2 separate regions of the Mus musculus genome follow, and region 1 is linked to region 2. The links are chromatin loops, found by intact Hi-C in ENCODE. Cell type or tissue: left cerebral cortex. All regions are shown on one strand. Links, peaks and the distances in the headings refer to the core of each region. The heading gives the core; the rest is flanking DNA.

Region 1 (15,912 bases), core at 4,737-7,236, 66 kb after region 2:
GTGTGTGTGCATGCAGGATTACGAGAATAAAGAGACATGATGCCGGGAACTCTAACCATGGTAACAAGTGACTGGAGGGTCCCCAGGGGCCCATGAGAACAGGAAGAGGTTTCTTTCACCCAAGCGCATCCTCACTTGGGTGGAGAGGGCATCACTTTCTACTGGGGACACCCAAAGAGCACTGGAGCATTCCATTCCTCCATCTGGGAGCCCCTTGTGGTTTCCTACATCATGAAAACCATACTCCTTTGTTCTTAAGGAGACAGTACATCTTCAAATGGTCTGTAGACCCCAGTCGTGACACAGCCTCACCCTGAAGCCACAGCCTGTCTCATTCATTGCAGCCCAGCTGTCTTATTGCCTGCCAGCCCCTGCCACCCATCAGATTATGTGCTGTTGTGATCATAATGGACAGGGTGATTCTGACTCCTGATGTCACTGCAGAATAAGGAGAAGCTGGCTTGTGCCTGGAAAAGGGCATGGCAGATGTGAAACTGCTGGGTCCCTGGTTTCTCTCACTTGGGGACATACCTAATAAGGGGCTTGCTTTGCCACTCATCCCTGGTCTTGGAGCTCAGGGCCCGCCCTGTCACCCTCACTGCCCCTAAGCGCCATCTGTTGCCTCTGAAAGTCCCGTTACCTTCAGGGATTAGTACCTCCATCACATCTGAGTGCAGAAAGGCCTATGAGCCTGTCTCCTCCCTTAATTCCCAGGGTTAGGCCAACATCTCATCCATAGACTGACCTCTATGCATTCTGATCTGGTGTTAAATGTACCTATGAGCCATCTGCCCTCAGCAGTGAGTGGTGTGTGTGTGTGTGCGTGTGTGTGTGTGTGTGTGTGTGTGTGTGTGTGTGTGTATGTGTGTGTGTGTGTTGTGATGTGTGTATATATGTGGATATGGCTGTGTTTTGTGGTGTGTTTCTCTCTGTCAGTCTATGCATAGGTAGGCCAGGGCTGGTAATAGATTCTTCTTCCTCAGTTGCTCTCTGTCTAATTTTTTGAAACAGGGTCTGTCAAGGTTTCGGATGTGTTGCTGTAATTTAAAAAGAAAAGCACCCTGTCTAAAAATCAGCTCTGTGCAAGGGGGAAGGTGGGGGGGGGGGTATATTTTAGCTCTCAACTCCAGGGTGCAGTGCATCATTTCAGGGAAATCAGGGAAGCAGAGACTAAATTTGCCAGTAACATCACAGCCATAGTCAAGAACAGAAAGTGAGCTGTGCATGCGTGCTTAGTACTCAGGCAGCCTTCTCCACACTTACACAGTCTGGGTCCAAAGCCAGGGAATGGTGCCACCCACTTTCAGGCTGGGTCTTCCCTCATCAATCAAGACAGTCAACCCAATCCTGCACATATAGATAACCCCCTGGCCAACTCAATCGAGACAGCCCCTCCCTGAAACTCTCTTCCTGGTGATTCTAGATTTGGCAACTAAAACTAACCATCACAGTGTCTCTAATGGAATCTGGGGCTCACCAACTCACTTCGGCTGGCTAGCCATTGAGTCCCATGGGTCCTCCTGTCTCTGCCTCTTTGGTACTGGGGTTACAGGTGTGTGCTGCCACACCTAGCTTTAATAGGGGTTCTGGCGGCTGAACTTGGACCCTCACGCTTACTTGGCCAGCATTTTACCCACGGCTTTATCGCCCCAGCTCCTCTGGGCATGCTTTAATCTTGCCTATGATAATCTGTGGCATTCTATGTATCATCCAGGGGAAACAAATGTTCAAACTCTCATCTCCAACACTAATGGCCTTGAGAACGTTCAAACTGGGCCCACTTCATTCAGGGTGTAAATGGCAAACACTTTGTTCAGCCGTAAAACAAAGAACCAAATTTCCTGTGACCCAACCTGGCACCTTTGAATCCTGCCCTTTGTTAAACACACTCCCCATGAGCACAATTAATCCAATTTAGCTCCGCGAGAGAGAAATTACTTCCCTTAATGGTGCCATATTGGAATTAACCAATTCAACACTTAACCTGTATTCTCTTGTGAGCAGCCATGCTGAAGACTGTCTCCTGGGGACTTTGGAAAAGCCCTTTCAAAGACTGGGGGGTTGGGATGGTGGAAGGAAAACTTGAAAGATTAGCTAAGAGAAAACATCACTGGTCTCTTCCTATATCCAGGGTGGCATGAGCGTTTCTTCTTCCTCAGCACTGGGATCCAGGTCTAGTTTCATGATATACACTCAGCCACCCACTGCAGACTGACCAATAAAATCAATACCCAAAGGAGCCTCTGTCTACTCCTCTGGGATCAGAGTCACAGTCAGATGATGTCCCAGGGACGGCGATTGAGTGACCAAAGATGCAGAATCAAAATCAACAGACCTGCTTCTCCTTCATCCAGGCAAGAGATTTTAAAAGTGCATTCGGATCTTAGCTGGTCCTGTCTGACCTAGACGGCAGTGCCAACATGTAGCAAGGCGGGTCAGCAAAGAGCCAAATGTAGTGTCTCAGCTTGCTTTGACTTTATAAATTCTGCAGCTCCCTCCCCTATGTGTGAGAAGGGAAATCTCTGCCAAGTCAGGAATTCAATTCTGATCCCCTTTTCTCGGCACGGGCTTCCTGAAGTCTCCTGGTGGCCATTGTGCAAATGAACTGGACTTCCCAAGGGCTGAGACAGAAGGAGGGGCAGGTGTCCTGAGAACTGCATTTCTACCCAACTACAAAGAAGGGGCAGGATGAGATGACACAAGCTGGCATCCCTCTGCATCAGGCCACCTCCAAGGGGCTCTGCCCAGCTCAGGATGAACCCACATTCTTCAGCAAGGTGTTGCCATAGGCTGCCTTAGAATCTTGTCACCAGGATGGGTGGCTGCAGCTCAGAAGTGAGTGAACAAGAAAGCAAGTCCTGAGCACCCACATTGAGAGCCTGCATTGTCTCTAGAAGCTTCCAAGGACGCCCCAGGGCGGTGGCTGGCACAAGCCTCCTGGCCTGACTGACACAGCAGCTCTCCCCTCCACCTGGCAATAAATCCATGCATTACCTGCGATTCTCAGTGCTGTCCCTGATGTAGTGCCCACCCGTCCCTCTCCTCCTCCTACACCCGGCTGTTGTCAAGCCATCAGCAGCTTCTCTGCTGGCTTTGTCCTGTTTCACATAGCTCATCTCTTCCCTGCCACAACAGCAGCGACAATGTCTTCTGAATAATGTGGGGTCCCTTGTGAAGTTCTTCCAGTCATTCAACAAACATTTATATGTGCCAGTTAGTGTTAGGCAGAGGCAGAAACAGGAGTGGGACAGAGGTTCAAGATGGAGCCAGGGAGAGTGGGAGGTGGCAGGGGGAGAGCAGGATAACCCTTGAGGAGTCTGCAGGGTGCTACACGCTTCTAGGATACAGGCAGCCAGGGAACCAGGGGTGGCTTAGGAGTCAAGCCTCTGCAGTCCAAGGTCACAATGCCCTTTTCTCAGGTTGGGTGCCCTCAGAAGAGCATTGGAGGATTCCATGAGACGATCCCTGAGACCCATCGGACACTCTGTCCACACATAGAAAACGTCAGCTCTTGCCCTTATTCTGATCAAAAGCTGAACTAGGGGAATAGCTTAGCAAGCCAAGTGCTCACCATGCAATCATGAGGCCCAGAGTTCAACCCCAAGAGCATCGTTGTAGCAGCACGCATTTGTAATCCCAGAGCTAGGGAGTTGGTGACAGGAGGCTCCCCAGAGCTCACTGACCAGCCAGCCTGGCTTCATCAGTGAGCCCCAGGTACCAGGGAGAAATCCAGGCTCAAAAGCAAGGTGGACAGCTCTTTTTTTTCGGGGCGGGGGGTGTATTTTTTTTTACTTTTTTATTAGATATTTTTCTTTATTTACATTTCAAATTTTATTCCCTTTCCTAGTTTCCCTTCCAAAAACCCTCTACCCCTCCCCACTCCCCCTGCTCCCCAACTCACCCACTCCTGATTCCTAGTTCTGGCATTCCCCTATAGAGCATAGAGCCTTCACAGGACCAAGGGCCTCTCCTCCCATTGATGACTGACTAGGCCATCCTCTGCTACATATGCAGCTAGAGCCATGAGTCCCACCATGTTTTTTTGTTTTGTTTTGTTTTTTGTTTTTGTTTTTTGGGGTTTTGGTTTTTTTTTAATTGGTGGTTTAGTCCTAGGGAGCTCTGGAGGTACTGGTTAGTTCATATTGTTGTTCCTCCTATGGGGCTGCAAACCCCTTCAGCTCCTTGGGACCTTTCTCTAACTCCTTCATTGGAGACCCTGTGCTCCATCCAATGGATGGCTATGAGCATCCACTTCTGTATTTGCCAGGCACTGGCAAAGCCCCTCAGGAGATAGCTATATCAGGGTACTGTCAGCAAGCTCTTGTTGGCCTCTGCAATAGTGTCTGGTTTTGATGATTGTTTATGGGATGGATCCCCAGGTGGGGCAGTCTCTGGATGGTCATTCCTTCAGTCTCTGCTTCACACTTTGTCTCTGTAACTCCTTCCATGGGTGTTTCGTTCCCCCTTTTAAGAAGGACCAAAGTATCTACACTTTGGTCTTCCTTCTTCTTGAGTTTCATATGTTTTGCAACAGCTCTTGAGGAATGACACCTGAAGGTGTTTCTAGTGTTTTACACACACACACATACACACACACACACACACACACACACACACACACATATGAGATAGTCCCTGCTGTGCATCAGGCAGGCAGTGACAGCTTAGGCATCACCAGTTCTCACCCTTACAGAGATCAGTCCCACTAGCCTTCAGTTCCAACAGTGTTGTAGGCAAAGGCAAGAGCCCAGCCATGTTCTGGGCGTGTTAGGGAGCCAGTGTGTGTCATTGAAAGCACAAGGGGGCAGCATAGGATCTGAGGCTGGATGAGAGACAATGGTATCCATGGATAGAAATGTACAGCTTCTCTGACAGCTGTCTACAGAGCAAATTGAAGTGAACTAGACTCATGTATACCCACTATGGGCTGATTTCAACTTGACAGTAGAAGGTTCTTGGGTGAGGTGAACAGGGCTGGAATGTTCTATAGACCAGTAGAGATGAGAGAGGCTCCGGGTCAGCTGGCTTGAATTTCAACCCTAATTTCTGCCTCTGCTCATGTGACCTTGATCAAGTCACCTGACCACTATGGCTCAGTTTCCTCATCTATACACCAAAGATGCAAGGACTATTATAGTGTCCCTGGGGTGACATTGATGCTTAACCTGTTAACTTGTAGATTTGGAAGATGGGGTGATGATGTCTGGACAAGTGACCCCAGGAAAAGCGGCAGAAGGGGAGAACCAAGTATCAAGGATCACCAAATAGGTGAAACAAGGCAAAAAAAAAAAAAAACAAAAAAAAAAACAAAAAAAAAAAACAACAAAAAAAAAAAACTGGGAACAGACGTTGGGTATAAAAAGTTTGCCCTGATGCTCCAGGCAGGCGTAAGATGCCAAGATGGTTTTGTTAAACGAGAAGATTTGACTTGTTAGATTTTTCTCCCAACTTCAGGGACTCAACAACTCCACTCCACACACAGCAGCGATGCAGGCCAGAAGGCAAGCCCCACTGCCTGTCAGTCAGAATGAGGCTGTCAGCTCTCACACCCTTGAAGCAGAGCTTCAAGAAACTTCGAGCATTTCTTAAGATAAAAGTAGCACGGAGGAATCAACCACCGAGTCAGCACGATGGCACGGAATGTGTTGCTATGACAACCTAACTCCCATTATTTTCAAATCCTGTGGCAAAGATCTAGCCAGCCACAGAACTGAATAGGGGCGCGAAGGGGCTTTCTGCCTTTTGTTTGTAGGAGGGAGTAGAGCCATCCTAAAATGGATCTTTTCATTTTCCTTGATAATGAGACGAGTCTGAAGCAACAGCTTCCCCTGAGGGCTTCTGTACCAAAGAGCCCTGTTCTCTGTCTCCACAAGACAATGAGTTACCTCGGTAGTGGTTGCCAGCAATGTCCCCGCGAAGCATCCTTCTTCAACGTGGCAAGCTACTCTGTAGGAATTAGCTCATGAATCCTCATGATGAGGAAAGAGGACAGAAATTATTTGTTCTGGGAATCCTGCCTGTGCTACTAGTCAACCATTTACATAGAGCTATATGGATACAGTGTCTATGGAAGTCAGTCCCCCTCCATTATTTTTATTATATTTTTATTTCATTTATGTGGTAGTGTTGGAGGGGGGCATGTGTACCAGCACTAGTGTGCCGAGGTACATGTGTGAGAATCCAGAGGGCAAATTGTGAGAGTTGGTTTTCTCCGGGAGATCCAACTCAGGTTGTCAGGCTTGGCATTGGCTGCCTGTACCCACTGAGCCATCCTGTCCTGAATGTTCTCATTGTTTGAAAACACCCATCACCGTCTCCAAGGTCCAATCTGGTGACCCGAGTGCCCAGTAAGAACGATGATCTATTATATGACTAGGAATTACGTCTTCTAAATATTAGGTCTCTGGCGGGACACACCTACTGGCTGCTGGACACTGTGAAATGGTGTCTTGACACTCTGATCTATCATCAAGAGAAACAGTGCTCATAAAGTAGATTAGAGACATAAAGAGATTCGGGACCTTAAAATAAACGCTCATCAAGTGCTCGCCGTGTGCCAGTCGCTAGGTCAGGAGACATAGCTACCAGTAAAGAAGTCTGTAAATTTCCTTTGCCTGCACCTGGGATATGGCTTGTTAGACTTACAAAGACATTTTGTTTTAGCACCTGTTCTTAAATCCTTAGCAACTGGTGGATCCTGATGCTTAAGTCTGCCCATAAACTTCCATCTGTCCAAGCAGGGTGGGAGGCCATGATGACTCAAGGAGAATTAGGTGACTGGCCTATTCATGTGTGTTGTTTTTATTTTCCCTCTCTTGCATTTCAAGGCAGTGCACATGAACATCTGTATACTTACATGTAGAGGTGAGAGGGCGGCTCAGATGTTGGCTGCCTTGTTTTTTTAAGATGGGGGGGGTCTCTCATTGGCCTGGAACTTACCTAATAGGTTGAGGCTAGCCATCCAAGGAATATCCTCCTGACTTTATCTCCCCAGTACTGAAATTTAAAATGTATACCACTTTTGATGCTCTTCCAAAGGACCTGAGTTCAGATCCCAGCTACCCACCTCAAATGGCTCAAGACTACCTGTAACTCCAACTCAGATACAGTTGCCTTTTAGACTCTGTGGATAGCAGCAGGCACAAGCACACACACACACACAGGATTGATACATACATACATACATACATACATACATGAAGACATACATAATATGTTTAACTAGTCTGCACTCTCACACCTGGCTCATTTACATGGGTTCTGGGAAATCAAACTCAGGCCCTTCTGCTTTCAAGGCAAGCACTTTAGCACCCAAGCTTCCCTCCCTGGCTCAGATGCTGACTTTTTAAACAGGGCATTTTGAGTTGAGTTTGGAAGAAAAAGTCTTTATTTAGTGCCAAAGGGCTCTCCTCTTGTCAACAGCAGAAATTCGGGGTCTGTTTTCGTCTGAGATACCTGTAAAAATCCAAAAGATAAAGCGGGTAGGTCATGTTTCAGTCCCAAGCCAGCTAGGGTTGGGGGTGGTGAGTTCCCTGGCTCTGCTCGCCATCACCGCAGTCCTGATGCAGAGGCAGACGTAGAAAGCACTTTGTTCATAACTAGCCGGCTACCTGCCAGAGCAGAGGGTGAAGAGCAATAACAGAACAAGTCTAAGCTCCCAAACTGTTCTTTTCCTGTTGCTGTGATAAAATAAAAAACACCCCCAGAAAACCAACTTAAGGAAGAAGAAGAAGTGGATTCTAGCTCATAGCTCAAGAGTACAGCAGGAGCTTGGAGAAGCTGCTCACGCCACATCAACAATCAGGAAGCAGAAGGGGCTGAATGCCCACTGCTGCACAGTCCCCCTTCTCCATTTAGAGCCTTCAGGATCCCAGTCAAGGAAAGGGGCTGCCCACGGTGGGTGGGTCTTCCCACCTCAACCAACCTAACCAAGATCATCTTCCACAGGCATGTCCTTGTCCCATGACTCTGTCAAGTTGACCATTAACACTAACCATCGTAAAGAACACATGGCTCTAAACAGGGGACCTCAAGCTACACATAAGCAGGTCCCTGACACACACAATGCACAACACTCCAAGCTGGATAATGTGTGTAAATCTGTGCCCATGCACTAAGCTCCCCTCAGCTTCACTTTCCTCTAGAATGAAGAAACAAACTGACTGGAGACAGGGCAGAGATCACCTACATCTGGTTTTCGAGACACTCATCATTACCATAAACAATGGTACCCCAAAGTACAGAGAGAGAGGCTATAGTATGTGCTCACAATCCATGGGATACTTCCAGGGAGACTAGCCAGATTCCCAGGGAGCTTGGCAGTCTGTGCACCTCTCTGGTAAGCAGCAGATACCAGCAACATAATCTCCTTGGAAGCGACCAGTGTTCCCACCATCTCACCAAAGACAGAGGATAAAGGAAGGCAAAAGTTGCCTTCTAACCGAAGGTCAGATTAACTCCCTGGCACACCTGGTTCTTCTCTACCACTAGCCCTGCACAGTCGCAGACGCCATTGAACAAAATGGTTGGATGTGTCACACACTGTTACATTATTAACAGTCACCCCTTGTCTTCCCAATATTTTGGCTACATTTTTTTATTTCAAAAAATCCAAACAGCTATAATTATAAGTTAACTATCTGACAAGACAGCTGACTGTGGCCTGTAAAAAGCAATTATTTTGACATTGATTATTTTCTACATGGGAGCAGAGTATCATAATTGTAGTTTGCTAAAAACGATCGCCACCTTCTAGGATGCACTCCTGATTTGGCTGGAGTTAATTAATGAGTGTTGTGGTGGGGTGGGGGAAGGTGAAGCCGACACACCATTTAACATACAAATTAATTGACATGAAATAAATTAATACGTTTAATTTAAATGTTATTAGTCTACCAAACAGAGAGAAACAGGCAAGGGGCTTCCGGATCCACGGCATTAGCATCAGCTACAGGGATGTCACCCAGTTACCATGGCAACTGCCTCATTAGGCTTCCCGGGGAAGCCACCACATAGATAGCATGGGGCTCAGGAACAGTGGGCAAAGGATTCCAGACATCAGATAGAAATTCAGAAATGCCAACTAGAAGAAAGCAGTGCTTTGAGGGTGGAAGTGGGAAGAAGCTGTTTATGTATAGGTGACCCGGGCTCCAGCCTGCAGCCAGAAAAAAAGGAAGGAAGGAAGGAAGGATGGATGAATGGATGGATGGATGGATGGATGGATGGATGGGTGGGAGGAAGGAGGGAAGGAAAAGGACCATCCAACATTTTTTGAGGTAATGGGGAAGCAGACATCATACAATATCAAGGTGGTTTGTGGGGAGAAAGGCAGGGCTTGCTCGGTAAAGAGCTGGATCTGCAATCACAGGCACCTGAGTTCAGATACCCAGCATCCCTGTAAAGAGCCAGATGCAACAGTGAATGTCCACAATCCCAGCACTGGGGAAGCAGAGGTGGTGGTCCACTGGAGCTCACTGGCCAACCAACCTAGCTGAACTGGTGAGCCCCAGATTCAGTGAGAGACCCTGTCTCAAATAGCAGACATAGGGGTTGGGGAGTTTTCTTAGCAGGTAAAACTGCTACCCAATGCAAGCTTTTCAACCTTAGCTCAGTCCCCAGGTCCCAGTTAAAATTCCAGCCAGAGTGGTGTGCATCTGTAATCCCAGCATGCCCAAAGCATGCCCAAGGAGAAGAGGGGAGGCAGAACCAACCAGAAGCCTTAGAGGCAGCTAGCCCTGAGTAGAGTATGGGTTGCAGTCACAGAAACAAGAGAGACCCTGACCCCAGGAGTTAGGAGAAAGCCAACCCCTAAACGTTATCCTCTGCTTCTAATTACATGTCATGGAATTTGTGTCACATGTTCCCTCATTCTCTCTGTTTCTTTCTCATACATACACAAAACAAATAATTAAATAAGGGCAGAAAGTGACTGAAGAAGATACCCAACATCAACCCCTGACTTTCACAAGTACACTGACACGCATGCAAACACACACACACACACACACACACACACACACACACACACGGAATAAGTGTAATTTTAAACGTATAAAGAAATTTGTTGGAAAGCTAAGCAACCATTGATGCAGAGAGAGAAGAAGATGCAGAGAGATAAGAGCCTTTGCCCATCCAATATAGCAGCCATTAGCCATTTGGCTGTTTCCATTTAATGAGAATAGCACTAGATAAAATAAAAGTTCAATTACTCAGCCATCCTCACTGCATTTCGCTGCTCAATAAACACACATGGCAGCTTGCAACTATACTGAGCTCTAAACTCAGAATTCCAGGGGCTGAATGAAGAGATGGTTCAGGGGTTAGGAGCACTGGCTCCTCTTCCAGAGGAAGCCATGCTCCTACAGTGAGACGCAAGGTAGAGACAGGAGAATCCCCACAAGGTGCAGTGTGCAGCAGGGAACAGAGACTTTCACCAACACCAACAAAGTGAAGACGGGGACTAATACCTGTGGTTGTACTCTGATCTCCATACAAGTGCTGTGATGAACACACACACACACACACACACTCACAACCATGTGTACATGTGCAGAACAATTAATCAATAGCCTGGCAACTGCCAAGGGAGTTTGTGAGTTTGCTTAGCCGATTCTTCTTGGTCCTACGAGCAAAGCCGAGTGATCTTTTCTTGGTATTTTCAAAGGATTTTTATATTAGCAAAATCTCCCATGATGCAGTGCTGCTTCCTTGGCCATTACTTGATAACAGCTGTGTGAACTTTCATGGAGATAATTAATCATCACTTGCTTCCCGATGGCTGAGCATTGGGGCTGGCTCTAATTTGTTACTGTTGATAAACAGGGAGGCATTGAGGACTGTTCTACATTGAGCTTTCTCTGGGTCACGGACCTAAAGGCTCTCTCTTGTCGGTACCATTTACAAGTCTTGCTTCAGCCAGGGCATGCTTTAATTCTGGCAAACACAAAGCCAAGCAGGACTCCCTCCTGTGGGTCTTCTTGGGGCCTGGGGGCCATTTAGGTGGAAGAAAGCTTTAGAATATAGGATTTCCCCCCAAAACCTCGTAGAGAGTTTGGAAATCCTGCGTTTTCTATTAGCTGTCAACAATGTTCTAGCTCATTGTGATGACTCAAAGGCTCCAATGTCCTGGTGGTGACCTGCACCCATTTATTGTCCATCATCTTCGTCCTTGATTTCTCTGACTCTGGTGAGAGATCCTCTGCAGAGAACCTCAGAGCAGGAGAGGTCTTGAGAGTCAGCCCTGCCTGCAGGACCAGCTCCAGGTGTGTGCAGCACATTCATCTCACCTCAGGATCTTTAGGGTTGGACATCTGCCATTCAGTCTGCTCCTATGACTACTTTAAAACACCCTTTTCATTTTAGTCTGCTTCTGCTTCCTCTCTGCAACTCCTCATATGTCATTCTCTAAACAGGACCCACTGGGAGAGGTGCCACAACCAAGGGGAGAGATCGCATGCACGGAACCAGACCGCTCAGCTCAGAATCCCACCTGAGTCCCTTTTTGGCTGTGTCACCCCAGATAATGTATTTGCAGGACAGAGAAACACATATTCTCCTCTATAGAATGCACTGTGTGTAAGAATAAAGCTTCCATGGACTCCTGCGGCTGCCCATGGGTAACCTCGTAGGAGAACGAAGACCTAAAGAAATTAGCATTGATGCTGCAGCTGCCATGGCTTCCATCAAGGACCACACAGAGTCAAAAAAAAGTAGTCTATTTTAAAGAAGAGGAGAGGTCTGCAAATCTAGAGGGCTTACACAACCTGCTTCTTCTAGCTTCATGGAAGAATAGGTTTATTTAGCTTACATTTCCAGGTTACAGGACATCACTGAGGGCAGTGAAGGTGGGAACACAAGACAGAAACCTGAAGGCAGAGCCACTTGCTATTTTGTTTGTACAATCTTCCTTCTGACCAGCCAAGGAGGTCACAGCCAAGGAGGCACAGCAGGAACCCTGGAGGAGCCCTGTTTGCTGGCTTGCTCAGTGTTCATGCTTAGCTAGCTCTCTACAGTGGTTTGAGTATGAAATGGTCCACATAGGCTTGGGTATTGAACACTTGGTCTCCAGTTGGTGGCGCTGTTTGGGAAGGTTAGTGGAAGCGTGCAGCCTTGCTGGAGGAAGTATGTCACTGGGAACAGTTAGAAGCCTAACTATATTAGTTCTCTCTCTCTCTCTCTCTCTCTCTCTCTCTCTCTCTCTCTCTCTCCCTCTCTCTCTGCTTTCTGTATGTAATTAAAGACATGATCTCTTAGCTTCCTGCTCCAGCCTCCTGTCTCAAAACTTCTCCCACTATTATGAAATTCCTGTCTGGAACCATAAGCCAAAATAAACTCTTTTTTCCATAAGTTGCTTTTAATTGTGGTGTTTTTATCACAGCAACAGAAAAATAGCCATTTCACTTTCCTATGAGACTATCTGCCCAGGCAACCGTGCTCCCCCTAGTCAGCTGGGCTCTCCTATATCAACCTAACAAGACAATCTCACACAGGTGTGCCCACAGGCTAATCTGATGGAGATCATTCCTCCATGTAGATTTTCCTCTCAGATGACTCTAGGCTGTGTCAAGCTGACCAAGCTAACAAGGACACTGCTTGAAAGTCACCAAGGAAGTCTATGGCTAATTATACCCTGATCCCTATCTCCACAAAGCTATGTGTCCTTCTGGCTGTTACAACTGCATTGCTACTGTATCATTATTGCTGTTGCTAACTGTTTGAGCCATTTGAAAATTCATGCCACAGTGTGACTGAGGAGATGCAAAGAGGAAAACCATGTTTGTGCTACCAATGGGGTAGCCCAAGGCCTTTGGTCTTCAAACACACACACACACACACACACACACTCACACTCACACATGCACAAACTGTATTGCAAAACCATAGCATCGCTTGATGTGTGGAATACACATGGTTTGTTTTGTGTTTCCCGCTACTGTAGGTTGGTCTGAGGGACCTAGTCCCTGGAGCAGGCCAATGTTAACAGTGAAGATTGCTACTGCTCGTTGTCTCCTCATGGTTTTCACAAGATCGCAGCCTTCAGGCTCACATTTATACAGTTTACAGTGGATTTGCAAAGATGATGCTGTCGAAAAACATTTTAAACCTCTCAGATCAGATACAAACACCACAACTGAGTTTAATGAACTCGGCGGCAGCAGGGGGGGGGGGGGGGCGGCGGGGGGGAGTTAATTTTGGTCACAGTGGAAGAACAAGCTGGTAAGAGCATGTCACTCGCACACTACTACAGCTGTCCCAGCAAAGCCAACCCTCTTCACCTACTCTGACCACACTCGGCAAGATACAAAATCAATTCTGTGTTTACCAGGTGCAGTGCAGGCCGCATGGCTGACATCAGTGCTTATCCAACACGGAACACGTAGCTGCACTGCACCCGAGGAACCTTTATTTAAAAAGAAGAAGAAAGAAAGAAAGGAGAAGATGTTTATTCAGTTCCCATTTCCTCCCAGAGAATATCGACCCCGGAGAAAACCATTTCCCGTTTGCATCTCATGAGCGCAAATGTGTTCCGAGTGTCTATTTGCGATGCGGCGCTAGAGTGGATTGGCTTTCCCCCTCGGGAACGTGAAGAGACTATCTCCCAACCGGGCTTGAGAAGTAATGAGATACTGACCGCCCCAACACCTGCTCCAGCTTCTTCCATCAGACCGTTGCTCCTCGGAAATTTGCCTTCCAGATTTTGGAAATAACTCCCTAGCACGTTCTGAGATAATGATGCCCCACACACAGTCAGCCTCGGGATTGTCTAGGAAGTTTAGGAAGACAAAGACCGGCACCCTTGCCCACGCTCATGACCCTGGCTTTGGGGTCTTTCATTAGCTGTCTGATTTAGTTACTTGTCTCATTGCTATAACAAAATATGTAGAAAGAGAAGCTTTCAGGGAGGAGACTTTACTGGGGCTCACAGTGAGGAAGCAGTCCATCGGGCCCGTGAGAATGAGGCTGCTTGCTCATGCAGGAGGTGATCGGGAAGCAGGAATAGGACAGGCAGTGAGGCGGGGCTTTAAACCCAAGGCCCTCCCCCTAGCAACCAACTTCTTCACTCAAGCCCCACTTTCCAAAGGTGCCACAACCTCACAGAACACAGCTCCTCAATTAGGGCTGAACTGTTCACAGAATCCTGAAGGGCACATTTCCCCTTCAAACTATAACATTCTGCCCATGGCTTGCAATGGCTCTTGGTACATTTAGTCCAGCACTGTTCATAAACCTGATATCCTTCCTAACACTCCATGCAGCATCTTAACTGAGCGCCAAAACCTCACCACCATCCAAGGACCGCGTATTTAAACAAACCGTGGCGCAAATGTTAGCAAATAGCTCATCCCATTGGCCTGCTCCTAGGGGCCTGGCAGTTGCATACATCATCATCTGCCGCTGCCCAGTGCATGCCAGGTATCTGCTGTGGGTGAGGGTCCCCAACCCCCTCAAATCTCTCTGTCCTTGTGTCTCTGTCCATCATGTCTGTCAGTTTCTCCCTCTCCTCTCCTCTCCTCTCCTCTCCTCTCCTCTCCCCTCCCCTCCCCTCCCCTCCCCTCCCCTCCCGTCCCCTCCCCCTCTCCCTCCACCTCCCCCTCTCCCTCCCCTTCCTCCTACTCCCTCTCTTTCTCTGCCTTTTCTCCTGTGTTTCTCCTGTGTTTTCTCTCTCAAGTTTCCTCTCTCTGCCCATCTGCCTATCTGCCTCCCTATCTTCCTGCAAGTCTGCCTCTATCTCTCCTTCATGTCCCCATTTTAAGACTTTCACTCCCCCCCCCCCCCAACAAACCTCTTACACCAGATCTGTTTCATGGCCTAATTCCTCAAGGTACAACCTTGGCACCACCCACCAAAGGTAACATACCCCTCGCTCACATTTGATCCTGTCAACAAACCTCAGTCAAGCTCTGCTTAAAGCTTCCTGTGTACAAGGGTTCCTTGAAAATTTATTTCAATGCAGATACCGATCTTGGGTAAGACCTGATGCACCATTTATACCCTGGAGGAACTGGCCCAGCTCTGAACGACAAACACCACAGGCGTGGCTAATCAGTGGGCTATCTGGCAAGGTTTGGAATTTGGGGTTGCCATAATGTGTTGGGTGGTGTTGGCTGTAGCATCTCATGAGCGGATGTCAGGGCTACTGCTTAACATTCCAGAGTACACAGAATGGGCCCATGAGAGCAGCCCAACAAAGCCGAAACCCCATCAGACTCTGAGCTGAGAACTCCAACCCTCATAGATTCAGTGGAAAATGACAATGGGGATCCTGTCTCACAAAAACAACTTGAAATAACAAAGTCACCACCACATTGCCTAAACAGAGAAAAAGTGCAAAATTACCATCCTGCACAGAGCAGTGGCCACCAGGGGAATCCTGATTAACATAGTATGAAGAGTAACCCGCACAGCTGACCCCCAGGCCCCCACAGGAAAGGGACATTAGCACTCCTACAAACATCCTGCTGTTTCCAGAATCTCAAATGACAGTCTGATTTTTTCTCTCTCTCTCTTCTTATTCCGAGATTGCGAAACCATGGAGACCCACAGGGAGAAATACTGGGCTGGAAATCAGATTTCAAATCTCCCTGGTGTCCCAATTAATTAAAACTAAAATCTAAAGAGAGTTGGGCATGGAAGCGTGAATTATCTTACCTTTCATGGGTTATCTGGGGCAGGGGGCTAGGCCTTCGCTGCCTATCCAGTGCAACAGATTCAGGTTCCTTTGTTTAGTTACAAGAAACCATTAACTGGCCCCCTTGACAGGTTTAGTTTTATTATGCTACCAGGCTGGGTGCTTTAAAAATACTGTGATGGTTTGTATATGCTCTGCCCAGGGAGTGGCAGGATTAGAAGGTGTGGCCCTGTTGGAATAGGTGTGCCACTGTGGATGTGGGTTATAAGACCCTCATCCTAGCT
Region 2 (15,912 bases), core at 8,488-10,987:
TACATACGTACACACACACACACACATACATTCACTCTCACACATATATGCAAAAGGAAACCCTAAGAGGCCTCAGCACCTCTAATTAATTTATTTCTCGTGTTTATAAAGATTAAACATGGGCTGGAGAGATGGCTCAGCGGTTAAGAGCACCAACTGCTCTTCCAAAGGTCGTGAGTTCAAATCCCAGCAACCATATGGTGGCTCACAACCATCCATAATGAAATCTGATGCCCTCTTCTGAGGTGTCTGAAGACAGCTACAGTATACTTACATATAATAAATAAATAAATAAATAAATAAATAAATCTTTTTTTAAAAAAAAGATTAAACAGCATTTTGTAAGTGTCTAGCTCCTGGTAGGCAGTCAGATCTGTTGACTTGAAGCTAAACCTTGGGTTTCCACCCTGGTCTGGGAAACTGCAGAGGAGAATGTGGCTATCTGGTGGTCATCCTCTCAAGCTATGCTTCCCGTGGTGACCTCATCTCATAGGGACCTGGCTCTATGTCCCCTGATCCCTGGGGTCAGGTTCTAAAATGGTAGAAAAGTGGACAGTATAATTCCAATGCCAACGTTATAAATTGAACCTCTCTGCAGACAGCAGAGAGCCCAACACTGAAAAATTATGTGTGCCCACCATCTGGCTAGTGGGACCTGGGCTCATCCATTGCTCCTTGGTTCTGAGTGTTTCCCAGGTGACAACAACTTTTTAGAGGGTATACAAATGCTAGAGCCCCGATAGGCAGGGATGTAGGTGGGTGTTGGTCATTTAGGGAAGTTGGTTGCAGCTTGTTAAGTCTCTGCGCTTCAGAGAAAGAAGGAAAAGAAATTAAGGTTCGGGGATTTTCCTAATTCCTCTCTCCCCTCTATCTGTGTGCCTTTCCTCTCTAGAGTTAGAGGGTGAGACCTGGGGCTACTGAGCCTCCCCGACATAACTGCAGTCGTATAGACTGCACCATGCTCTGTCCCCACTCATATACTGAAGTCCTCTGCCCATCCCTAAAGGTGCTGGATTTTGGGTCTGTAGCTTTAGGAAGGTGATTGGGGGGGGGGGGATACATGAAGCCCTGAGGACTGAGGCTTCTCAGGATGGGATTAGTGACTTAATATAAGGGAGGGAAGAAGGAAAGGGGGAGGGAGAAAGAGAGAGAGAGACTTGATGTACAGTATCCCATACTTTTCCCATTACTGGGACCAAATGCCTGATAAGAGGCTACTTGAGGTTCGTTTGGCTCACGGTTTGAGAGTACAGTCCATCGTAGAGGAACGTGAGGCAGCCATCACATCACACCCACAGTCAGGAAGCAGAGAGAAATGGATGCTGGTGCTCAGCTCATTCCCTTTCTTTTATTTCACTCCAGGTCCCCTGCCCATGAAATAGTGCTTCTGCACTCAGGGTGGGTCTTCCTTCCTCCCTCGGCTAAACCTGTCTGGGAATGACCTCAGAAGCATACCCTACCCAGAAGTTCATTTCCATGGTGATTCTAGATCTGTGATATATGTTGATAGTCAAGATTAGCCCTCGTATGTACAAAAAAGGGGAGAGGGTCACCACCATTGGCTTGGACTCTCAGCCTCCAAAACGATGAGCAGTGAATACCTATGATCTGAGCTGCCCTGTCTGTATATTTTGCTATACTAAACCAGAGGCATCACAGAGGGATCCAGGGGGACCAGCTAAAGATGAGAAGAGTGGAATTTATATGTGACCAACCTAGATTCAAGGCTCAGAGCCAAGGAAGCATTTCTGCCTCTCTGGTTCATGGTCATCGTCAAAGAAACAGGGTAGGGTGTAAAACTGGGGAAAAAAAAAAGCTGCAGTATGTTTGCCTGTAGCTCATGAGAGTGAAGATAGAGAGCACCTGACATTTTCCAGCCTGTAGTAAACTCTGGATAAATGTTAGATCAAAAAAGATGCTGATTCTGGGTCTAGCTCAACAGTCATCACTTTGAGGAAGCGGGGCTCTGTAAGTTCTCATTAATCCACTTTGCAGTCTGAGGTTTGCACAGAGCCCACCCTGGGGACGTGTTCCTGCAGTGGATGCTAGAGCAGAGAGTGCAGATGCTGGAGGCAGAGAGGAGGGAAGGGGAAGGAAGGAGAGGCCCCAGGAGTCACAAGACAGTGATACCAGGAGCTGGGCAGAGAGTACTGGTAAACCATCTGGACAAATGGGATATGAAGGGTTCCAGAGAGCTCTGGGCAGGAGGGGAGGGAGTGGTTTTAGATGCCTGACTATGTCCTGCTCAAGCTAGGAAACTTCTATGCCAGGACCTGCTCCTGCAGGATAAAAGACAACCATAGAGGGGGGAGGGGGAGCCAAGCCCTGCAGAAGCAAGCTGAGCTTCCTATTTGACACCTGCTAAGCAGATGAGACAGGGTAAATCCAGTCACCCTGTGTGATGTCCCATGTTACAGGCCATCTGCTGCATAGGCTTCTCGGGGTCGGGCACCAGATCTTCCCAGGGTCAGGGCTGAGGCTTTAACAGCCAGACCAGGCTGGGGCACTGAGGTTCAAAGAGAAAGAAGCCCCAATTTGTGCTTCCAGTTCTTCCTGGTTGGGGCAGGCACCACACTGAGGATAGGCTGAGTGGTAAGGGAAGAGTGCCCCCTTCTGGCCATCTACCACACTTCATGGTGTTCTTGGGGCAGACACTGGACAATATCCCTTAAACCCAGATGTCCAAGCTCTCTTGCCCTTGCCGACAGACATCCCAAGGCCTTTGCTCTATGGTTATTAAATTCTCTACCCTGAAAGCCCATCCATTAGCAATTCTATTAAAATTCCCCTATAGTCCTTATGAAATCACAAGGGACACCAAGGTCAGGAAAGGATAGTGTTCTCCCAAGGTCACAGCTCTGGAGGGAAAAAAAAAAAAAAAGCCTGACATTGCTGTTAAGAAGGGCCAGGCCCCTCTGATATATCTGTTAGCAATAGTAGATCAGAAAATGCAGGTGCGGGGGGGGGGGGGGGCTATAGGGGACTTTCGGGATAGCATTTGAAATGTAAATGAAGAAAATACCTAATAAAAAATTGGGGAAAAAGATGTAAATAACCAATAAAAAATAAAAGAAAATGCAGTGAGGGGTGGAGTGGGGGTGGGGGTGGGGAGGAAGACAAGCCTTGGAAGAGAGCAAAGGCTGGGGTACTTAAGGGCACACAATAGATTAAGCAGACATTGTCAGCAAAATGACTCCTCTCTTTCTGCTGCATCCAGATGCCTTTGTCTTCATCCTAGCCCTTCATTGCCTAGCTGTGCAATTCTGGGAAAGCGACTCAACCTCTCTGGGTGTCAACTTCCTAATCTATAATATGGGTAATCTGTTTAAATAGCAAGGTTTTTGTTTTTTTTTTTTTTCTGCACAGAGAGCCTAATAGATCAGACCCTAATATCAGCCTCATGCATCATGTCTAGCTGAGCTGTTTCTACAGTGCTGGGATGAGCCTCTCAATGTTCAGACAGAACTTGAAGGTTCTGCCACCTGTTACCCTTGAGCTGTGTGTCACCAGGTAGACAGGGTGCAGTCGGGAAACAGCTGAGTTACACTGCTGGGAGCCTCAGCTACCCACAAGCAGGGATCTCATGGCTAGGCACCAGAAGAAAAGTAGATCAGGGAGAACCGGGGAGAACGGGGCTGAAGAGATGGCTTAGTGGTTACGGGCATTTGCTGCTCTTCCAGGGGATCCAAGTTTAGTTCCCTGCTCACAGTAGGCTGCTTACAGCTGCCCGTAAAGCCAGACCCAGTGGATCCGATGCTATCTTCTGGCCCCTGTGGGCACCTGCACATATATGGCATACACATGGCATGAGAAAGGGGAGAGGGAGAGAGAGAGGGAGAGGGAGAGGGAGAGGGAGAGGGAGAGAGAGAGAGAGAGAGAGAGAGAGAGAGAGAGAGAGAGAGAGAGGTCGGGTTCAGCAGGTAAAGGGTCTTGCCACCAAACCTGACAACCTGAGTTTTGTCTCTAGTACCCACATATGGAAGAAGAGACCCAACTCATACAATCCGTCCTCTGACCTCTACACACACTCCCCCTCCCCCCCCAACATACACACACTAAATAAATAAATGCCATTAAGAGATGTAAGAAATATGACAACACAGACTTGAGGACAGAGAGCAGTATGCCGAAGGACAAGAAGAGAACCCAGCGTGGCACCATCATGGGGGAGGAGCCCAGCCCCGTCCTGCAGACAGCCACCTCCACTCCCACGGGGCAGTCACACACGATCTGCTTCTAACCCTCAGATCAAAGAAGATGGTGGTTCCACTTAAGCTAAGCTCGATGTCTTCCTCAATCCACCCTAAGTCCCTTCATTGCTTATACAAGTTATTGAAAGGAAGAGAGAGAGAAAAAAAAACTAAAGTCAATAATGTGTTTTAAAATCCTGGCACCATCGCAAAGTGCATCTTGCTCCATCCTTGGTGAACAGCCTGCAGAGGCGGAGTTGCTGTGGTTTTTCTGAGCTTCAGCCCACTGAGCAGGCTTTGCAATTGTGTGCCTCTCAGATTCATAGCTGGAAGGGTGATATTGCAGCCTCGGGGACCTGTGGGACTTATGCTTAGGTAGGCTACACAGCAGTGACTTTGTCTACACACCTGCCATCTCCTTCCTATCTGTGGGCTTATGAAAAGCTCCAGCAACCAGAGTCTTCTATCTGGTGAGCCACACCCTCACGCTCAGCATCTGTTACAGAGCTAATAAGCGGATGCAAGGTACCATAAATGTTGCACGGATAGAGTGGGAACCACTGCCTGGCTTCTCCTCAGCACAGAGAGAGAGCTTAGGGTTCTCTGTGACAGATTTATCACAAATGAGTTGAAAGACCCAGCTGACCACTGGAGGACATGGTAGTGCCATCTGTAGCAGACTTGGCAGTAGCCACCAAGAAACAAGAGATGCCTGACCTTGGGGTGTGGGTGTGGTAGAGATAATTGTCTTGGAATGGGGTGGGGAAGGGGAGTAGAAAGCCAAGATGGCTTTAAAGATCCAGGGACATAGTTCAAAGTGAAAACTTTCTCTAGGGAGTGACTTCTGGAAGGGAAATGGTGTGTTGTCTTAGACACGTTGGCACAGTTTCCAGCCATCAAACCTGGGGATGTGGTGGAGGAGGACTCTGCATTCCTAGTGTGGCTTTTGTCCCAGCCCCCTCTTCAGCTGATATTGGTACTGAGTGAATGACCCGTTATAAGAAGTTTTGTGTATTCCAGGTGTGTGCCAGACTGTGGACTGAGAAAGGCAGAGAGACGAAGCCAAGGCTTTTAAAAGACTCAGCGAAACAGGTGGATACCACCAAGCATCGGGCCTCAATTTCCAACATTGCATCTATGATTAGGAGAGTTAGAGTCATGACCCTCTCAGCAAATGTCCACTCCTAAAAATCTAGATCCCACGTGTTGGAATTGAGATGGGTGACCTACAGTAGTAACTAAAAATGAGCCAGAGACAAGGAATCCAGACAGACTCCCGTGGCTGTCACTGTCTCTGATACCATAGTCATGTGGTAGCTAACGGGGTCAATTTGACACAATCTAGAACCCTGGAATCAAGTTGGCCTGTGATCCTGTCTGCCGGAGACAGTCTTATGTTCATTGAGGTGGGAAGACCTGCCCACTGTGGGCAGCACCATTTCTTAGGCAGAGAGTTTTGGACTGTATGAGGAAGAGCTAAGCATCCACAAGCGTGCATGCTTTCATTGCTCTCTGCTCTTGGCTGTAGACATAATGTGACAAGTTCTTGCCTTGACTTCCCCACAGTGATGGACTGTGGCCCAAAATCGTGAGCCAGCTAAAACTCTTTCTCTCTCTGGTTGCTTTCGTCATGGTAGTTTTTCATAACACTGGAAACAAAACTGAAGCAAGAACATCAACACACACTCTGAATTAGGAATGTATCTTTAGTGAGGGAATCAGGATGGTGATAAATAGTTAAGGCTAATTCCTGACTTGAGAAGAGAACAGAAAGAATGCCACCTTGGCATGCCTGGAGGAGAGCGAGCTTTGCAGTAAGATGAGAACGTTGGGTCAGATGTCTACAGAGCCTCTGAGCTTGGAGGGTGTCAGACTTGGAAGGATTCCACCAGAGGTTATAATATAGGCAATGGGCCAGGGAGCTGGGTACTGGAGTCCAGAGTTGCCCAGATCTACCTGCTCTGAGGGCAGAGGCAGGGCTGGCAATGATCCCAGGGTCTCTTTCACTGTGGAGCCAGGGAACTATGAGACAGGGGGAGCTAGCCTGGGGCAAGAGTGGGGTCAAAGCATATCCAAACCCCAGAAATCTTGTCCTGGAAGCTGCAGGAGTAACACCACTCTCTCCCTGTGCCCCCACCTTTCCCAACACAGGAGGTCACATAGCCAGTAGCCAGGTTAAACTTCCTCTCCCCTTATAAGGTCATGCCAAGCACCACCTGGACTTCCTCTTTATGCAAATGAGGCGTCCCCAGGATCCCAGCCCTGACCAATAATGTACACTCACTCCAGATAGCCCCCCTACTCAACCCCCAAAGACTTAAACAACATTTGTCCCCCCCTCCCCCCTTAAACAAGCTGTCTCACTGAAGCCTGTCTCCAGAGAGTCTGTTCTTGTCTGGGTCATGCTGCTACAGGTGGGCATTTTCAAGGTGGTCATGCAGGCTATAGCTATGGGAGAAACAGCCCCTCATGTGAATGCAGAAGGAACCCCTCATTTTCCCCTGCTCTTCCCGTGGCTCCTCAGTTCTGGGTGAGACCCCAGGCTGGAGTAAAGTTCAAGTATGTCCCTTGGAGGGGCATCCAGGACTCTTTCTCCCAAGCATTCAAGCCTTTTGTCTCATATCTGACACACACACAGTAGGTACTCAGTAAGTAAATGCCTGTCAGGTACATAGTGACCAAAGCACACACCCTTCATCTCCCTCGTTGTACTGATGCACTTTCGCTGAGGCCAAGGAGCAACCTGGTCCATCAGCCTGTGTCCTTGAGTATGTGACCAGAAGTAATACTGTTTTCAGAAAGATCAAGGCACACAGCTTTAAAGTTTCTAGAACCTCATTTAAACCTTTTTAAGGAATAGGGATACAGATCAGTTGGTAAAATGTTTGCCAAGATGGCAAAGCCCGGCGTTTGCATTCAGACACTGCATAAAAAACAGGTACAATGGCACATGCACGTGATCCTCGAATTCAAGAAGTAGAGGCAGGATGATGAGTAAGTTTAAGGCCATCCTTGCCTAAATGGTGAGTTTGAGGTCAGCCTGGGTTATGTGAGACCTTGACTCAAAAGAAAAAAAAGTGCTTGTTTTGTTTAAGCTGAAGTTTAACCTTCTAGTATATTTTTATTTACACCAATATATTAAAAATTAAGGAGATCATCTTAATCTGTAGCTAATAGAAATGAGGCTGAAGCACTGTATTTTTTCCCACCTCCTATATTTAAGATTGTAGAGTTAAAGCAGAATTTGAACCAGTTACATGTCAAGAGTCCAGTTGTCACAGGCGACTGGGGACTACCATCTCAGACCTGGCTAGGTCAGAGCTGTGGACTTTTCAAAGAAAGAAAATTCTCCAGGTATGAAAAGCAATTCGTATCATTCTAAACCATGCAAATAAGCAAACCCCTAAGAAAAACAGATCCATGTGGCAGACTGGCCAACCAGATCAAAATGGCACACAGATCCAGTTAACCCAGAGCATGTTGTGAACCCCAAGTCCTACACAAGTAGGCTCAGGACTGGTGCTCACAGACAAAGCATACCAGCTGGGTGTGAATGTGCATGTGTGTGCATGTATGTCTATGGGTGTGTGTATATCAGTGTGTATCTGTGTGCATGTGTGCCTCTGTGTGTGTCTGTGTGGTGTGTGTGTCCCTATGTGTGTGTGCATGTGTCTATATGGTGTGTGTGTGTGTGTGTGTGTGTGTGTGTGTGTGTGTGCATGTATGTCCATGTATGTCTCTGTGTGGTGTGTATGTATGTGTGTGTGCATGTGTGAGTGCCTGTATATCTGTGTGTGGTGTGTGTGTGCGCATGTGTATGGGTACATATGTCTGTGTGTGGTGTGCCTGTGTGCCTATGTGTGGTGTGTCTGTGCTCACGTGTGTGTGTGTGTGTGTGTGCGCGCGCGTGCGTGCACACGCGTGTCTGTCTGTCTGTCTGTGTGTGGTATGTCTGTGTGTGTATGTTACACAACTCGAGCCTAAATTTTTAAACACACAAATGCATCTAAAGTAAGTCATGTATGTGGACTGATAATTCTACCATGGCCTGGACTGTAGACCCTAACAGTTGAAATGCACCATGCCCCTGTGTGTCCATCTGTGTCTGTATGGGTTTGTGTGTCTATGTGTGTACATGCTTATTTGAGTATGCATATGTATACATATGTACATGTCAGTACACACATATGTGAAGGCCAGGTGTTGGCATTGTGTATTTTCCAAATTGCCTCTCTTGCCTTATTTCTTGAGGAGGAGTCTCTCACCGAAGCCAGAGCTTGCCAATTCATTGTGACTGGCTAGCCAGCAAACCCCAAAAGTCCTCCTGTCTCTAGCATCTCCAATGCTGGGATTATAGGTATGCACCATCTTTTCTACATGGGTGCTGGGATCCAAACTCAGGTGCTCTTGCTTGCATGACATTTTACCAAATGAGCCATCACCCCAGCTCAGAGACAGGTTAAACACATACCTAGAAGTCATATCTGAGCTCTGGAAGACTGGACTTCACACGTGACAAGAAACATGTAGCTGCTGCAGGGAGCTAGAGGCCTAGCAGATACACAAAAGCCACCCTGCTGATGAATGCAGTTTCCAAAACCAGTGAATTTGCATAGTACTACAGATGCAATGAATACGATTTGCTTGCATCTTGCCCACGGAGCCACTTATTAATAATAACAGATTATTGCTCTACTAGTTTGGTATCTGTAGTGAAGCACCAGGAGCCAGCTGAGAACAGAACAGAAGGGGAGCAAATTGGACTGTGAAAAAAAAGGAGATTAACATAGGTTAAGCGAAGGAGGGGGGAATGCTTCTTGCTCGTGCAACATACTTCTGAAGCTACCATTCACATAAATAATGAAGTGACTCTTAAATACAATCTTAACACAGAGGCTATTCTGTGCTTGAATCCTTTTTTAATAAGGAACAGCATCTGAGAAGCAGGTCCTGGAGGAGAAGCTAGCACTGCAGAGTTGAGTCTCTGCCCACTGCCTTCCAATCGCAGCTATGCCTTAGAGTCCGTACTTCCTGCTCCCTGCTGGACAGCCCAGGCAGAAAAGGGGAGTTCTTAGTCTGTTCTAAGAAGAAATGGGGAAACGATAAATCAGAGCTTGAAGAAATAAACCAAAGGTCATAGTCCCTCTCGGCTTCTCAGGAAGGATGCTATTGATTTCAGTAAAGGACTAATGACAAGGGGTGGAGTTAAGTTATGAAGGCAGGGGACCATCTACAGAGACCTCAGAATTACTAAGGAACTGACAGGAGACAAGATTAAACACATGTGTGCTCAGGCACACAGCTTGGATACACATCAAGGCCCTCAAGACATGAATGTATACTTACCAGTGATCATTGCAACATCACAAGGAAAACTGGCTGTCACAGTGCCTTAAGGTTTTGAAATGACTAAGTGGACCCTTACCAATACCAAAGGCTGTCAGCTCACCCTTTCTCGAGCTCTCTTGGTCCCTGGAATATATTTAGGAGCACCTAGTCCTTCTTCTTGTTTTCACTGTGAGCCACTTCGGTCCATTTTACTCTTAAGTTACCACTAACACCTTGGTACCCAGCACCCCAGTGCTTTAAGCTTTGGCAACACTTTCTGGTAGTGTGGCCTCTTTCCTTCTACCACAGAGAACTCTGGCCTTATTTCTGTCACCACCCAGTCTGTGAGTTCCTAGATCTGGCTGTGAAATACTCTTACACACACATTTTTTTTTAAGCATCTTAAAATCCTACGGCAGAGGAGGCACCCACCCAGCCATGATGGAATTAGAAATATGTTGGGGTTGGCACGTGTGAAACTGCATGCTCTCCTTCCTGCCAAAGATGGGGGATGATTGATTGAATGGGAACAGGAAGTCAGCTTGCCAGGATCCATCTAAAATGAGATGTATGTGCTTGGCTGTGTTTCTAAAATGAAACGAATGGAAAGGTCCACGTGGCTTACAGCACGTTCTAAAGATAACAGGTCACTTGGGGAGGGGGGGGGCGGTTGTGTGAGATGACATGGCACAAATGGAGTTCAGTTCCAACTCCTGGGAGATAGAACATTTTGGAAAATGGGAAGATCACTGTTTGGAAACAGTCTGAGTCTATTCGCCGCAGCATCCAAAGTATGATCCCGACCTGCCTCCTGGGAGGGAGATGCAGGCACTGTTGTCTGTGGAGCAATGGAGCACCTTAAAACTGGTTCCAGTGAACAACACTCCTGCATGTCTGTTCCATGCCAGACACTTGCTGAAGCTCAGGGGACAGGTGAAAAGCATGCAGCCCATCCTTCAAGATCTTGTAATTCAGTAGAAGAGATCTGCCTTCCATTATTTGTTCTGTATTGTAGTACTTGTGTCTAGGAAAACTAGAGTAGGATGCCGGTACCCTCCCTGATCACACTCCACCTTAGTTCCCCCAGCAGAGTCTCTCTTAGGCTAGACTGGCTGGCCAGCCACATCAGCCTCCTCCAGCTCTGGAGGAGATGAGACGACTTCTCGGTCCCTGTGATCGGGAAGCTAAGACCCAAAGGGTGTGAAGAGTGTGGCCAGGGGATGGGGCGAGGAAGACAGTTCATGAAGCGTTATAGCTGGGTCTGAGCCACCTGAATTAAAAACCAGGAACTGAATCTTTAAACTCTGTCTTATCCAGAAAGCCAGCAGTCTAAGAAGACGGTGGGTTAGCATCCTAAGGGTCGGTCTTCCTCCATTCTTCAGCCAGAGGATTCTAGCAGGAGGGCAAACACAGGCAGTCAGCCAGTCCAATGGTTAGCCTTGACCTTCCGATCACATGGTCTGTCTTGTCTCTTAGATTTATGGTCTTGCTCTTTTCCCTGATGGTCTCATCTCTCTGTGTCAAAGGGCAAGGGTTCCAGAACACCAAGGCCACCTCGTATTACTCCTGTGTCCTCCTGTGACTGTTTGTGTTGGCTGTCAACTTGACAGGAGGCAAGCCTTCAGGCAAACCTGTGAGGGATTGTTCTGATGAGGTTAGCTTCTGGGTGTGCTTGTGAGGGACTGTGAGGAAGCACTCCCCTAAAGAAGGGTGGCATTATCCCTGGCCTTAGGTCCTAGACTACATAAAGTCAGCATTCACACCCTTCTGCTTCCTGGTTGTGCTCAGGTTCCCTCAGAACAAACCATAGTGAATGTGCAGATTCCTTTCTTAGAGAACAATGCACAAACTCATTCTTATATTAGCAGCTGTGAAGGGTCTCTATCACTTCCAAGACTGCATTCCCAGGGCCCCAAGGGCCACAGTGAGTGTCACATGGTCCAACATAACCACATTGCAGAGGGATGGGAGGAACAGCGGGTCATAAAGCCACACATACAGGTGTTGAAGACCACAGGTGTCTACCCAGGAAAGGTGCACTCCACCTGGAACCAGAGGTGTGTGATGAGCAGGTGGGCGCCTCCGTCAGCTGGAAGTTCTGGAAAGAATGTTATACATATTCTGCCTGAATTTTGGAAGGTAAACAGAAGGTGCTGAAGTGTACATAGACTCCTAAAGAGTTTGCAGAAGTCATGTCCAATGTTTTTGTTTCTGTTTGCTTTTATGCTGTGATAAACACCATGATAATAACAACAACAACAACAATAACAACTTAGAGGGAAAGGGTTTATTATAGCTGACAGTTTGTAGTCCATTATGAAGGGAAGTCAAGGTAGGAACCTGGAAGTAGAAACTTCAAGAGTAACCATAGATAAATACTACTTACTGACTTGCTCTTCATGGAGAACTCAGCTTGTCTGTCTATGAGTGTGTGTATGTGTGTGTTGGGGATACACACACATACACACACACACACACATATACATATACCTTTGAGATATATATATATACACATATGTATACACATATGTATATATCTCAAAGGTAGGCATACAAATATATCAGGGATCTATATATCAGGAATATGATATATATATATATGCTAAATATCAGGGATATGTGTGTATATCAGGGATATATATATCAAAGATACACACACACACACACACACACACACACACACATATATATATATATATATATATATATATATATCAAGGATATATTAAGGATATATATATATGAGGGATATATCAGGGATATGTGTATATATGTGTGTGTTTGTGTGTATGTATATATATCATATATATATATATCTCAAGGATACATACACACATATATATATCAAGAATATATTAAGGATATATACATGCATATGAAATATATATATTCCTGATATTGGGGATTTATTTATTTATTGGGAACTACCTGCCTAGTGGTGGTGCCACACACAGTGGGCTGGGTCTTCCTACAACAATCATTAATGCAGAAAATGTCTCACAGACTTGCTAACAGGCTAATCCAATAGAGGTTTTTTTTCTCAATTGAGGGTTCACTTTCAAGATAGCTCTAGCTTATGTCAAGTTGACAAAAAAAAGACCTATGCAGTGTTCCCCTCTTTATAGAGAGAACAAACTAAGACACCATAGAAAGATCCTCTTTTTCAGGAGCATGGAACAGGTCTGCCACACTGTTTTCTTGGCTTTAGGAGCAGGCTGTGTTTGCCCTGTTAAGGAATTACTGTCTTCTCTTTTCTGCCTTGGAGAAGTCACCAGTTGAGCACATTTGCTTATGGCTCCCAGCCCAGCATGCAAGCTGCTGAGTTTATAGTCCACAAGCCAGTTTAGCAAAGGCCTCCACCCACACTGTCTCAGAGTATCGCCAGACAACCTGGTAGACAGGGGCCTGTATCTCACACTCCCAGATGACCTGAGAAATCACCCAGGTGGCCTTGGGCAGAAACCCATCATGGAACAGCATCTCCAGAGCACAGAGCCCCACTCCATGTGGTGTTCCTCCTTAAGACTTTCTGGTCCAGAGATATGCTCATCTCACTGTTCATAGGAGCACAGGTTAGCAGGACCTGGAAAGAGCCCGTGTAAGTAGTTCTTTTGCAATGAAGACAAATCTTGGTGCAAGAAATGCAAAGTGATCAGAGATGAGCCAGGGCTGATGAGGAGGGAAGCACGGCTATGATATAGTCCTGACTCTGGATGTCTCCATGCCAAAGCCAAGGGCAGAATGGAGATATCGTGTGTGAGGACCAAGGAGGTCGCTGATGCCAGAGAGCTCGAAGATTCAGGAACATCAGCCTCCTCACCTAGAGTTCTCAAATGAACCTGGGGCAGACAAACCCTAAGAATGACAAGCCAGCCCAGCAATGTGACTCCAGAGAGCAGATATCTGGGATACAATGGCGGGTGCAGAGTGGAAGGAAGGAGGGTGGTAGGCATCTTCTCTCGCAACTCGATTATATTTAGAGTCACTTTGGAAACAAACCTCTGAGTGTGTGGGGGGGTGCATTTCCAGAGAGTTTTAACTGAAGTAGGAAGACCCACCCTGAATGTGGGTGGCCTCATCCCGTGAGCTGGGAACCCAAACTGAATAAAAGAGAGAAAGTAAGCAGATGCACCCGGTGCCATCCCCGAAGCCATGCCTCAGGCTGCTGCTGTCCTACCTTCTCTGCCATGACGGACTGTATCCCTCAAACTGTGAGCCAGGGTAAACCTTCTTCCCTTAAGTTGCTTTTGTTGGGTGTTTTGTCAGAGCAATGAGAAAAACAACTAACATAGGAGGAAGGGAGGAAGAAAGAAAGGAAACAAGCAAGGAAAGAGGGTGTATTGTCACAATGTTAATGGAATTGATTTCCTTCTGCACACATGAATCCACCTACTTCAGCCAAACCCACCAAGCACAAACCTGGAAGCAGGGGTTGCCAACATTCCTGTTGCTATGTCTTCCAGTAAAAGCCCATTATATTAAAACATAGCACCCACAGCTTACACCCATAGCACCATACCATGGAGCCTTACAACAATCAATCTACTCAAAAGACTGAAATGCATGCCGGGGGGCATCATTCATCAAACCTTAGTGAAGGTTAATGTAAGTTCAGTTTGTGTTACTCTCAAGTTTGACCCCCATAGAAGGTCAGTAATTAGGATATTGGAGACCATAGAGTCATTGGGAGACTAGACCCTTTTGGAAGGAGCTAGGGTAGGACACTTGGAGGTGGAGCAGTGAAGGATGAAGCCCTCAGAGGTTGAGAGGGCTGAGGTATGGAACAGGAAAGGGGAAAGGGACATATATGCTTCAAAGGGAATGTGTCAAACAGCTACATCAGCCAGCTTTCCTACAGACCTTGCGTTTTTTTTATATAGCAAGTTTGGGCTGAGCCTACCTCCTACCACAGCTGGTGAATCTATTTTCCACAGCCACCTGAGGATGCGCAGACAACACCCTTTGGTTGCTCTTAAAATCCTAGAAAGGAAAACAGTCTTGGGGTGGGAGTAGGAGGAAGGTTGGATAAGTATTGGGTTCTTCCATGGGGCGTGGAGGGTCTCAGAAAACCTACAGGGACCTGCATGAAGACCAAGCTGCACATCTGCTACAAACGTGTAGGAGACCTAGGTCTTGCCCATGCATGTTTCATTGGTTCAGTCTCTGTGAACCCCCATGGGTCAGGTTAGTTGACTCTGTATGTCTTCTTGTAGTGCCCTTGACTCCTCTATCTCCTAACAGTTAGAGTGGGGCTGTCTCTGACTCTGTTGCCTGCATTTGGATCCCTTTTCCCTAGCTGGGCTGGCTGCCTTGTCTGTCCTCAGTGGGAGAGGGTGCCCTTAATCCTGCTGCAACTTGATGTGCCAGGGGGCTTCTCCTCCTCAGAGAAGGGGAAGGGGTAGTAGGGGGAGAGGGTTATGAGGGTGGGACTGGGAGGAGGGGGGTATGTAATGGGAATGTAAAGTGAATAAATAAATTAATGAAAACAAAAAGAATAAAACTGCCAAACAATAAAAGAGGAAGAAAGAAACCCTTGATTACCAAATGAGGGGAATTTAGGTGCTTTTCCCACTTGGAGCCAACCCCTCCAGTTTCATTCATGGCAGAGTAAAGAATTTCATGTGAAATGTTCTCTCTAATTGTCCAATTATCTATTGTCTTTCTCTGTAAAGGATTATATGGCTAAGTCATCGTGCCAAAAACAATTTCAAGCATTTTATGTTAACAGATTTCCATAAGGGGAGGAGAAAAGGGGAAGAATTCATCATTTCTGAGGTTAGAGACGTTTCTTTAGAAGTAGGGGAGGGTCTCAGTAGCATGCATGAAGCACTGGGTCCCACCCTTAGCATCTCAAACTATTGGACATGAAAGCGCACCTGGGAGGCAGAAAGAACAGATGTTCAAGGTCACCCTCTGTTACATAATGAGCGTGGGGCCAGCCCAAGATACATTAAACCCTGTATCATCAAAACTAAACAATGGTAAAAAAATTTCTCCCACCACCTCAATGGCTCTGGTAGCAGTGGCTTACCAGGTCTTTTGGGGACAGTAGGTACATCTGACATTCCATGACATCCCAAAGAGGACCCTTTCACCAAAGGCAACCATTAACACACGTCTGGAACACCTGATGCTTTAAGCAGTTCAGTTATCTGGAGTTGATGGATCATCCTTGTGATTCTGACAGGAGCAAGCCACAGAACTGGAAGAGCTTGAGAACTGGTGGCATTCATAGATGAGACTGGAACCCCAGATACAAACTTGCCTTCTTAGCTGGCTTGGTTGCTTCTGTACAGGGGTTCCCAGATGAAATAACTTTTTCCAAATACCCCTAGATTCAGGGGATAGCATGTAAGTTAGATGTGATGGTTTGCATATGCTTGGCCCTATTGGA

What was found. A loop is a pair of places that touch in the nucleus more often than their neighbours do. Peaks named below come from ENCODE experiments on the same cell type or tissue, not always from the same donor. Only the 100,000 strongest peaks of a DNase experiment are listed, where the experiment ranks them.
Region 1: a loop joins it to region 2, with 2.7 times the contacts of the local background. A loop is called at or near these places in 2 of 42 quality-filtered maps.

The regions. Positions count from the first base shown.
Region 1 is chr4:142,948,265-142,964,176 of GRCm38, forward strand. No RefSeq gene overlaps it. Among named protein-coding and RNA genes, the nearest start is that of Mir7021, 180 kb to the right of the region's middle. In left cerebral cortex, for the core only: no CTCF peak of the experiment used is centred there; a DNase peak (open chromatin) is centred at 5,739.
Region 2 is chr4:142,878,065-142,893,976 of GRCm38, forward strand. No RefSeq gene overlaps it. Among named protein-coding and RNA genes, the nearest start is that of Gm42341, 240 kb to the left of the region's middle. In left cerebral cortex, for the core only: no CTCF peak of the experiment used is centred there; a DNase peak (open chromatin) is centred at 9,984.